Regions from separate parts of the Homo sapiens genome. Here region 1 is linked to region 2. The links are chromatin loops, found by intact Hi-C in ENCODE. Cell type or tissue: heart left ventricle. All regions are shown on one strand. Each heading gives the region's core, and the rest is flanking DNA. Links, peaks and the distances in the headings are about the cores only. Region 1 has its middle 91 kb from the start of LINC00265. Region 2 overlaps LINC00265 (long intergenic non-protein coding RNA 265).

Region 1 (5,387 bases), core at 224-5,223, 67 kb before region 2:
TTGAGTGCACAACGGGGTGCAACAATCAACAGTTGTTCGTTTCTTTTCCTTCTATTCCCTTAGTTAACAGATAAATATTTAAAATCTGTAAATCCTACCTGATTACAGAGTCTTCAGAACTCCCATCCACTGTTAAAGAAAAAAGTAAAATACCTTTTAAATCAACAATAGAAACACATAGAATACTTAAAGCATAAAAGTGCCTGGTAGGCTGAGGCTGAAGGATCACTTGAGGAGCCCCGAAGTTTGACAACGGGCTGGACAACAGAGCAAAACTCTACCTTTATTTTTAAAAAACCGTGCACACTTTTCTGCATGCTTTAGACTTTGTTTTTTAAAAAGGCATAAGACTGATGCTTTGTTACAAAGTATTCCTTTGGGACCATACCTGGAGATTATACTAGAATATTAATTATACTACTGGTAGGAAATTAATGCATTAAGAACTCTTACTGCCCCTCCTTTGCATCTATGAAATGCAAGGAAGAATGGGAATTATCAAAATGTGGTCCTTAAAAGGAACTGCTGTGTACAATTATAATCCTAAATCAACCCTATCAGTCTCACTGGTATCAATAACAAAATCTGTATCATAAGCTAACAGTGTCAAACGTAGCATGATTTCTGGACTAATGGACTAGGAGCAGTTAGAAGGCATGCACAGTAACACCCCCTTACCCATTCTATGTGTGGAAAAAAAAATGACCACAATGTATTTTTTCTCTGCTCTCAAAGTACAACAATAACAAACACAGAAGACTTCTGTGACCAAATGAGGGGAAGACTTTTCCACACCAACAAGCAATCAATCAATCCTGCAGCAGACACCAGCTGGGGGTCCTCTAAATCAATTCCTCACAAGTTGGGGGTGCAGTCCCCAAGGCTGCCCCCTCCCCTCACCAGTCACAATTCTGGGCCTCCAGAATGACTAACTTCAAGCTATGGTTCCCATGACCTCTCCTTGGGTTTAATTTGCTAGAGCAGCTCACAGAACTTAGGGAAGCAAAAAAATTTGCATTTCCTGGCTATTACAAAGAATGTTACCAAAAATACAGATAAAGAGTTGCACAGGGCCAGGTTTGGGGAAGGGGTGTAGAGTTTCATAACCTTAGAGGGTGCACCACCTTCCAGAAACCTCCATTTATTCAGGTATCTGGAAGCTCCCTGAACCCAATCCTCTTGGGTTTGTATGAAAGCTTCATTCCACAGGAATGGCTGATTAAATCACTGGTCATCAGTGATCAGCTTAATCTTCAGTTCCTCTCCCCTCCCAGGAGGCTGGAAGTTCCAATCCTCTAATCATGCCTTAATCTTTCCAGTGACCAGCCCCTATCCTGAAGCTGCTTAGCCATCAGTCAATCATTAGCATACAAAAATACATCACTTTGGAGATTCTAAGGATTTTAGGAGTTGTATGCCGTGAAATGGAATTGTTAAAGCGAACTAAATGTGACCTGAGAAGGACTCCTTACTTCTGTATTTGAGTCCTTGTGGATGAACCGGAACCTAGCTTAATAGGTAGACAAGATTAAAAACCTAATTTAGGAGTATGTGCCTGTAACAATAACTGAGTCTTGGCCAATCCCAGCAGCCATACCTCAACCATTCATACACCGATGAGTGTTTGAACTGTGTTCAAACAAGGCAAACACCAACCTGTAACCAATCCAGCTGTTCTGTACTGGACATCGTTTCCTCTTTTTTTTTTTTTTTTTTTTTTTGCCTATAAATCTTCTTCTACCATGTGACTGTGCTGGAGTCTCAGTGAATCTGCCATGATTCTGGGGGCTGCTGGATTCACGAATTGTTCATTGTTCAATTAAATTCCTTTAAATTTAATATAGCTGAAGTTTTTCTTTTAACAGAGTTGAAGACCAAATATGTATTTCACGGTATCACATCTGTGGTTTTGCTTTCTGTGGTTTCAGTTACCCATAGTCAGTCATGATCCATAAATATTAAATGAAAAGTTTGAAAAAAATAAGTTTTAAGTTGCATGCCGTTCTGAGTAGTGTAAAATCTTCAGCCATCTCAATCCATCCCAGCCAGGGCATGAATCATCATTTTGTCTAGTGCATCTACATCGTATATGCTATCTACCCGTTAGTCATTGGCAGGTCTTCTCCTGACATCCAACCATCAGTATTATCAAGGCTTAATAATCCAGGATCACCCAAAGCAGATAGTCCTTCTCCTGAAGGTCAATAGTAGCCTAGCACTACATCACAATACCTATGCCATCTTATTACAGAGGCACTGTATCACCACACATCATCAACAGAATAAGGGTGAGTACAGTGCAAGAAAATATTTCAAGGAACCATATTCACAAAACTTATTATAGTATATTGTTATGATTGTTCTATTTTATTATCTATTGTTAAGTTCATACTGTGCCTAATTTATAAATCAAGCTTTATTATAGACATGTATGTATAGGAAAAAACATTGCACATATAGGGCTTGGTACTATCCACAGTTTCAGGCATTTGCTGGGGGTTTTGGGATGTATCCCCTGTGGATAAGGGAAGACAACTGGACTTATTTTGTTGTGACACAACAAAGCTTCTCCAGTTCTTCAGTTAAAACTGTTCAGTTTAGAATAAAACATCCTGTCACGAGGAAGCTAGGTCCATGGGCACTGTACTATGTTTTATGGCAAAACATAGGAAACAGACCAGGGACAAAGATTCTTGCAAAGACTTTTCAGTTGCCAGTGGAGAAGATCTCAAGGGAGATCACTGTACTCACTATTGCTAATACTCTTCTGGGGAAAATGCTGGTTAAGTTTACTTAGTTCTGGCTATTTTCTCTGCCCTATGTATGCCACAAACAAGGCTCAAATTTGCCTGCCATTTCACTCCTATGGAAAAGAACCACTGGAAAGATCATTCCCTTAAGAGCTTATCCACTCACTCAGAAGCATACCACTTATTCAGAGAGAAGCTTAAGAAGAAACACTGAAGAGGTGGTGGCAAGTTGCCAGTGAGTACTATCTGATGTGAAAAATATATGTGAACAGAACTATCAACTCACTCAAGCTACTAGAATGTGCCAACAGTTGTCACTCTCTCCAGTGGAAGAAAAAAGTTCTTTTGCACTTCATGTAAAGCAAACACTGTGACTCTCTGGGCATTTCTCATGACAGAGAATCTAGTTGTAGGTGAGCCATGTCGTAATAATATAGACTATTTTCAAACTCGTATCTCAAAGGAAGATAATCAGTGAGGAATATATTTATCCACCTGTAGTATTCACTGCCTAGTCTTATTTTCAACTGCAAGGCATGAAGGTTTTATAAAGTATGAACTCTTAAGATTGTCCCTTTTCATTCATAGAAAGTCTATCTGGACCCATCTCATAGAGCAGGATGGTCTGTAGTGCTGCATGATGTCATTTTTGTCAACCCTATTATGTGGCAAGTGTCTATAGAAATCATGCTTTCTCAGTATGGAAAACACATATCATCATATTCTACGACGATGAACAAAACAAAAAGAAAACAAAAGGACAAAAAACATCTTCAATGACTACTGCAATTACCATGGAATTTTAATTTTTTAATATTCAAATAGTTATCCACTTTATTATTCCAATACAGTGGAATTCCAGACTAGTCTGGAAAAAGCAAACTATGGAGACAGCAAAAAGATCAGTGGTTGCCAGGGATTAGTGGGGGGGAGAGAGGAAAAGGCACAGTACAGAGGATTTTTAGGGCCATAAAATGATTGTGTCTAGGATACTTACAAGGGTAGAAACATGTCATTATAGATTTCTCCAAGTCCAGAGAATGTACAACACCAAGAGCGAAACCTAATGTAAACTATGGACTTTGGGTGATGTGTCAATGTAGGCTCATCAATAACTCTAGTGAACTTTGGTGGAGGACATTGATAATGGGGGAGGCTGTGCATATGTGGGGGTCCATGGAGTATTTGGAAAACCTCTACCTTCCTCTCAATTTTGCTGTGAACATCAACTGCTCTAAAAAGTAAAGATTAATTTTAAAAAAGATATTCACTGAATTTGCTATTACTCTATATTATGAAAAGATATAGTCACCCTGAAAATTGCAAATCACTAAAGGTCAAAGAATTAATAACAGAATATGGATATTATCTCCCAAACTGAATTATATAGAGCATGTATAGCTAATAATTTTAACTGTATACTTAAGCAAAAAATAATTGATAAAAATTATTAAATATTTTATCTTATTTTATAATTATAAACAGGGATTTAACACTGAATCAAAACAGGTCCATTCATGTAATTAAAAGACCACTTTTACTGTAATTTAAAATCAGAAATTAGTATGCTTATTTAACAATTTTACTGAAAGGTTAATCAGATAAGAAACACAGATTATGATTATCTAATATTGCCATAGCAATTCATATAAAAATACCTGTAAAATATCCACCAAATGTCAAAACCATAAGCATCATTACAACTTAGTATGAGTGATGCAACTGAAAACAGTACCGTGTTATGTCATTATATTATTATTTGCTATTAAAATAAAATACTAAGAACCCCCCCAAATTACATCACGGCCATAGCTGTTGTATAGTAAAGGTTTCATACAGGAGGCAGGAGACTACCATCCTGAGAAAGGCCAGCTTACAAGACTGGCCCTTGGCTGGTGTTTGGGACCTTGGATTTGGGAGGACCGCCACCATTCCCTAACTAAGAAGAGTGGCTCACTGTGCCTAAATGGCTTGTACAAACAATGTGGTATAATCTGCGCAGTTGCTTTTCTACTGGGAGCCCGGTATTTTGGTACTGTGAAGGAGAGGATGCCTATGTGACTAGGCTCCACTAAAAAACAAAACAAAACAAATCACAATACGTGGATACTTGAGTCTCTAATGAGACTCTGGTACTGGTAGACAACATTGCACATGTGTTGTCAAAATTTGAGGCTGGGGGAATTAGGCACATCCCAGGTGTGCTTTATTCAGGTAACTGGAATAATTGTTGAAAAAATGATACTATTAATATATCTAATATAGTCATTATAGTCATCTAATATAGCCATTAGATAGTATGTTACTGTACTACTAATCACAGAGTTTTTTTTTTTTTTTTTTTTTTTTTTTTGAGACGGAGTCTCACTCTGTCACCCAGGCTGGAGTGTGGAGTGCAGTGGCACGATCTCAGCTCACTACAAGCTCCGCCTCTTGGGTTCACGCCATTCTCCTGCCTCAGCCTCCCGAGTAGCTGGGACTACAGGCGCCTGCCACCACGCCCGGCTAATTTTTTGTATTTTTAGTAGAGACGGGGTTTCACCGTGTTAGCTAGGATGGTCTCGATCTCCTGACCTCGTGATCCACCTGCCTCGGCCTCCCAAAGTGCTGGGATTACAGGTGTGAGCCACTGCGCCC
Region 2 (5,387 bases), core at 134-5,133:
TTTACAATATTCTGTTTTCAACTTTCTTGGTTGATGAAATGCCAAGGTGAAAGGGATAGCCAATTGAACTGGCTGCTCCAGTTACTTGTTAGAGTACCCAGCAATAGTCTCCCGCAATACCACCAAACATTTGCTCGGGGATGAACAAGGGCAGACTGATCAGTAAGCTCTTGAAAAGGCTTCGTTTCACTGCACCCTGTTAAGTCTCCAAGGAAGGCTAACTTTTCCCCCTGCCATGAAAGGCATGAGGTGAAGTTAACATCAGGGGCTGGAGGCTGGATGGTCCTCAGGGGCTGACCCGCAGGGCTCTTGACCTCAGGGAACAGCAGTGAAAGAGTCTTGCATGACTCATCGCCTTAGACTGTGGGGTTCTGGAAGAGAGCTCGGACCATACAGCTCATGCCTGGTCTGTGAAAGGACCACCTCACGAGTGGAAAGGGGACAATTTGGGTCTCTGGCCTGCCTGTCACACAAGCATAACAGTCGCTTTTGTTTAGCGTGTGAACAGAATATTTAATCCATTCCAGCCAAGCATTTGTGTCCTGCTACCCTGTTTCAATGGCTATAATTTGTTTTAAATCTTTAACCTCTATAACAGCTACTTTCAGTTTATCATTGGGTATACAACGAGAAAAGGTTTGGTTAGTGGAGAACTTAGGAGAGGGAGAAGGGGGTACAGGAGGTAGGGAAGCAATGAAGTGCATTTCAAAGGATCCTGCGGGGTCCTTCCCTGAGACTTCTGCTCCTATACCACAGAAATGGCTTAATGAAGGGGAAGAACTCTGGGGAGCAGGGATGGTAATCTGTGCTGGATTACATTGGTTCAGCTGACAATTGGGAGGGGTAATTCCTTTAGTAAAATGAATATATGGCTTTAAGAAACTGCAAGTACCAGTTGGGGTGGTCCATTCTTGCTCTTTAGTATTTCATCAAACATTGAACCAACTTCGGCAGAGAAGATCTGCTCTAAGAGGACAAGATTTCCAGTTCATACTGAAGTCTTCATCAAACTCTTCCCAAACTAACTTATCCCGATTAACAAATGCCCAATCTGAGGAAAGCCAGGAAGGATGGAGATACTTTTCTGAAGAAGAGAGTTGCTTTTGACTTGACAACTCTCCACAGGGTATAACAAGGCAAGCATCAAAGGTAATAGTTTGGGGTGAGCTTGACTTGGTTACATTAATGATAAGGGGACTAGGGATGGGGTAGGGGGAGGAAATAAATACAGAATAAGAGGGTTAAACCCTCTTTAGCCTTAGCTTGGTAAGAGTTGGTCCTGGAACAAGGGTCCATGATTCTGGGAAGGGTGGTGCCCGCTTAACTTGAGTGTGATGAGTCCAGCCCTTCTTGGCAGTCCAAACTGCTGTATCAGTTGTTAAGAGCACTAAATAAGGTCCTTCCCAAGTGGGCTCAAGCTTCCCTTCTTTCCAACTCCTGATGAGGATGTGATCTCTAGGCTGGTGGTAGTGAACTGGAAACTCAAGAGTTGGAGTCTGGGCTAGAATGCCTTGAGTCCTAAGGGAGAAGAGGGCAGAAGACAGATCTAATATATAGTTTTTGAGAAATTGAGTGAGGGCTTTCCCACTCAAAGGCAAATAGGTCCCGGCTGTCCTCTGCTAACAAACAAGTCCAGAAGGCATCTTTTAAATGTACTACTGTAAACTACTTGTGGCTGTATGGGATCCTACTGATAATAGTATAAGGATTGGGAACAACAGGGAGTGCAGTTTGGACTATCTGATTAATAGCTCTAAGGTCTTGCACTAACCAGTATGACCTGTCTGGCTCCTTTACAGGCAGTATTGGAGTGTTATAGGGCGACATTCAGGGTTCAAGAAGCCCATCACGGAGAAGACCTTAAATTATAGGTTTTAAATTTACTCTGCCTTCTAAAGGAATAGGGTATTGCTTTCTCTTTACTACTTCCCCAGGGGTATTTAATTTAACATGAATCAGAGGAATCTGTAACTTTCCTCATCCCATCTTTTGACCATATCTTGGGATGAATGTGTTCTTTGTCTGCGGTGGTGAGCAAGTTTAGGGAGGAGTGGAATTTCCCATGATCGATTTGGAGGCCTAAGCCTAATTTTAGCATTAAATCTCTTCCTAATAGATTTGCTCCTGCTTCCAGAATAAACAGAAATTTGATACTAGCTGATTGGTTTTTATATTTAACTTCTGTCTCCTACTTACTGGTTCCTTCTCTAAATCCGTATTTTCATTTCTGGGTGTTATGACTCCTCCCATCTCTCTCAGCCTCTATGTCCCAGCCAGGACAAAGCACTCTTAGTTGGTCTGGCAGAGAGGAGCTGAGCTGCTGGCAGGAGTGCGCTGATAGTGCTAGAAGGCCCTGACCGAAGCCAGCCACACCTTTGCAAGGACTCTGGCTGCTATAAACATGTGGCTGGGCTGAAGTGGAAAACACTGGGCACAAGAGCCCTCCAGAGTGGTCCCTTGTCCAACCAGTCCCAGCTACCCAGCTTACATCCGAACTTGCCCTTTTTCCTCTTTCCTCACCAGCTTCACAGTCACGCCGGGATGGGGTAAAATGACAAGCTTTTATCTACTTTAAGCAGTCATGCCACACTGCCAACAGTTTTCAAAGCATTATAGCCTTCAAAGAGATCCTTCCTTCCTTTCCTAATTTTAAGTTTCCAAGCTTCACTTTTTGGTGTTCTTTATATGGCCTGGAAAGTGGGGGCCTAGGCTCTTTTTAGGTTCTGGCCCCCTGAGTACTTTGTTGTATGGTGGACAGCAGAATTTTTGCCTTCTGTTTTTGTTTTCCTTTGTCCCTTCTTACATACTCTTTTTGAGCCTCCCTAAGAAATTCACTCACGGGACAGTGTGGAAGATCAGTCAGTATGGCAGAAGAAATTATAGGAATAGAAAGAAGCAAACCTTGTTGGAAGGCCAGGAAGTTTGGCATAACTTCAGATAGTTTGGCTGAAGGCAGCCAAATCCTCTTTTCAGGAGCCAGAGAGCTTAGGGCGCAGATACATAGGAATGTGGAGAAGTTTATCTAAAGAGCTTGTTTACTCATGTGGTCCTACAACTAACATTTGATCACTCAAGGGCGGGATAGCTCTCCTGGGGTGGGGGCGACCAGATTAATTACCCACAGGTGTGTTGACTCAAAGCCTTTGTCATTAAAACTGTGCCAAATAAATGCCCACAGGGACAGCTAATTGGGGCTGTGGCTGCTGATTCTTTACACCACCTTCCTTGGTGTCTGTGAGCAGCTCGGATCCCTAGAGGCACTTTCACTGAATATCGGTGTCTGGGTACATTATTCATCCATCATGCGAGCTGGGGCCTGCAGGACAGACCCTCCACAGGATGGTCTTTCCAATTTTCCATCTTTTGTAATTTCTTTGAAATATCTGGCCAACTGTTAACAACAAAATGAAGTTTTAACATTCCCCATCCAAGAGGATCCTCAGGATCTAGATCAGCATACTGTCTCATTTGTTCCTTCGATCTGTCTAAAAATTCTATAGGCCCTTCATCTTGCCCATGCTGTATATCAAATGCTCGGGTAAGGTTCTGGATTTGGGGTACTGATTCTTTAATCCCTTTTATTATCATTTCCCTAAGGTCTTGCATATGTAGTGGGCTGCATTGTTATTTTCCCACTGGGGGTCTTTGGTGGGGAATTTTTGATCTGCTGCAGGAACGTTTTGGCCAGGAGGGTGTTCACATTATCAGACCACCATAGCAGCTCTACGGATCATGCTTCTTTCTTCCCCTGAGAAGAGGATGCCTAGGATGAACATTAGCTCAGTCCAAGTATTAACTCAAAAGAATGCAACCTTTGTCTCTCACCTATCTGTGACCTGGAAGCCACATCCTACTTCCAGTTTTCCTCCCTTTGCTTTGAGTTGTCCTGCCTTTCCAGATCGAACCAATGTACTTCTTACATATATTGACTGATGTTTCATGTCTCCCTAAAATGTACAAAACCAAGCTGTGCCCCGACTACCTTGGGCACATGTCATCAGGACTTCCTGAGGCTGTGTCATGGGTGCATCCTCAACCTTGGCAAAATAAACTTTCTAAATTAACTGAGACCTATCTCAGATTTTCTGGGTTTACAACATAATAAAGATTTATGGAAGAGTTTTGGGAACAGTATAAAGAATTGCTATATACCCTTTACTCAAGTTCCCCAGTTATTAAATTTTTAGCCCGTTTGCTTTGTCATTCTTTCTCTTGCCCTCCTACTTTCTATATCTATTATCTGGTGTGTGTGTGTGTGTGTGTGTGTGTGTGTGTGTGTGTGTGTGTGTAATGTAATTGTTCCTGAACCATGGGCAAATAAGTTGCAGATGTGATGACCCTACATGTCTAAATACTTCAGTGTTACCTAAAATAAGAACATTAACCACAATAAAAATTATCAAACTCAAGATATTAACACTGATACAATAATATCAACTAATCTACAGATCTTAAATTTCACCCATTTTCCTGATAATATCTTTTATAGGAAAAGAAAACCACAGATTATTAATTGCATTCTATTATCATTTCTCTTTAGAGACTGCTGGATTCCCCTCCATAAGGTTATAACATTTGGCATTTCCCACCAACAATTAAGTTTTTAATACTCTGGGTTTAATTTGTGTCATGCATTTTTTCCCTGAACCAATGACTGTCATCTGGGGAAAGAGGCTGTGCTGGTGAGCTTAGCCTCACTCACTTTCTACTCCCTAGGAGGCTGTAGATGGATTCAGGTTCACCTGAAGCAAGTGGGCTCAGACAGGGAGGGTGATTCCCCAAAGCAAAATTGGGGTACTATTTCTACAGAATAGAGCTGAGTGAAAACCACCACCACCAATATCCAATAAGCTGGTTCATGGATGCCCAACTTGCATCTATACAACAAAACAACAGATGCCTCTGATACTTGGCTAAAGAGAGACAGTGAAATTGGAACTAGAGCACAGGTAGAGTCCAATCTAATTCTTTCATTTTCATGCAGTAAATATTTTAGTTTCTTTTTTTTTTAATTCATAGCACGACTTTTTTTTTTTCTTTTGAAGCAGGGTCTCACTCTGTTGCCCAGCAGGCTGGAGTGCAGTGGTGAGATCATGGCTCACTGTAGCCTCAACTTCCCCAGGTTCACATGATCCTCCCACCTCAGCCTCCCTAGTAGCTGGGACTACAAGCATGCACCAGCATGCCCAGCTAATTTTTTTGTATTTTTTGTAGAGTTGGGGTTTTGCCATGTTGCTCTGGCTGGTCTTGAACTGCTGGGCTCAAGTGATCCTCCCACCTCGGCCTCCCAAAGTGCTGAAATTATAGGCATGACCCACTGCACTCAGCCATAGCACAACTCTTAAGAGAAAGATTTCAGTCTATCTACTGCCTGTCATTTTTTGGTT

What was found. Peaks named below come from ENCODE experiments on the same cell type or tissue, not always from the same donor. Only the 100,000 strongest peaks of a DNase experiment are listed, where the experiment ranks them.
Region 1: it touches region 2 in a loop (2.0-fold over the local background); 1 of 110 quality-filtered maps calls a loop at or near these places.

The regions. Positions count from the first base shown.
Region 1 is chr7:39,822,249-39,827,635 of GRCh38, reverse strand. No RefSeq gene overlaps it. Among named protein-coding and RNA genes, the nearest start is that of LINC00265, 91 kb to the right of the region's middle. In heart left ventricle, for the core only: no CTCF peak of the experiment used is centred there; no DNase peak of the experiment used is centred there.
Region 2 is chr7:39,755,388-39,760,774 of GRCh38, reverse strand. The region is part of intron 1 of LINC00265 (long intergenic non-protein coding RNA 265); the gene reads right to left. Among named protein-coding and RNA genes, the nearest start is that of LINC00265, 25 kb to the right of the region's middle. In heart left ventricle, for the core only: no CTCF peak of the experiment used is centred there; a DNase peak (open chromatin) is centred at 2,354; H3K27ac peaks cover 602 bases.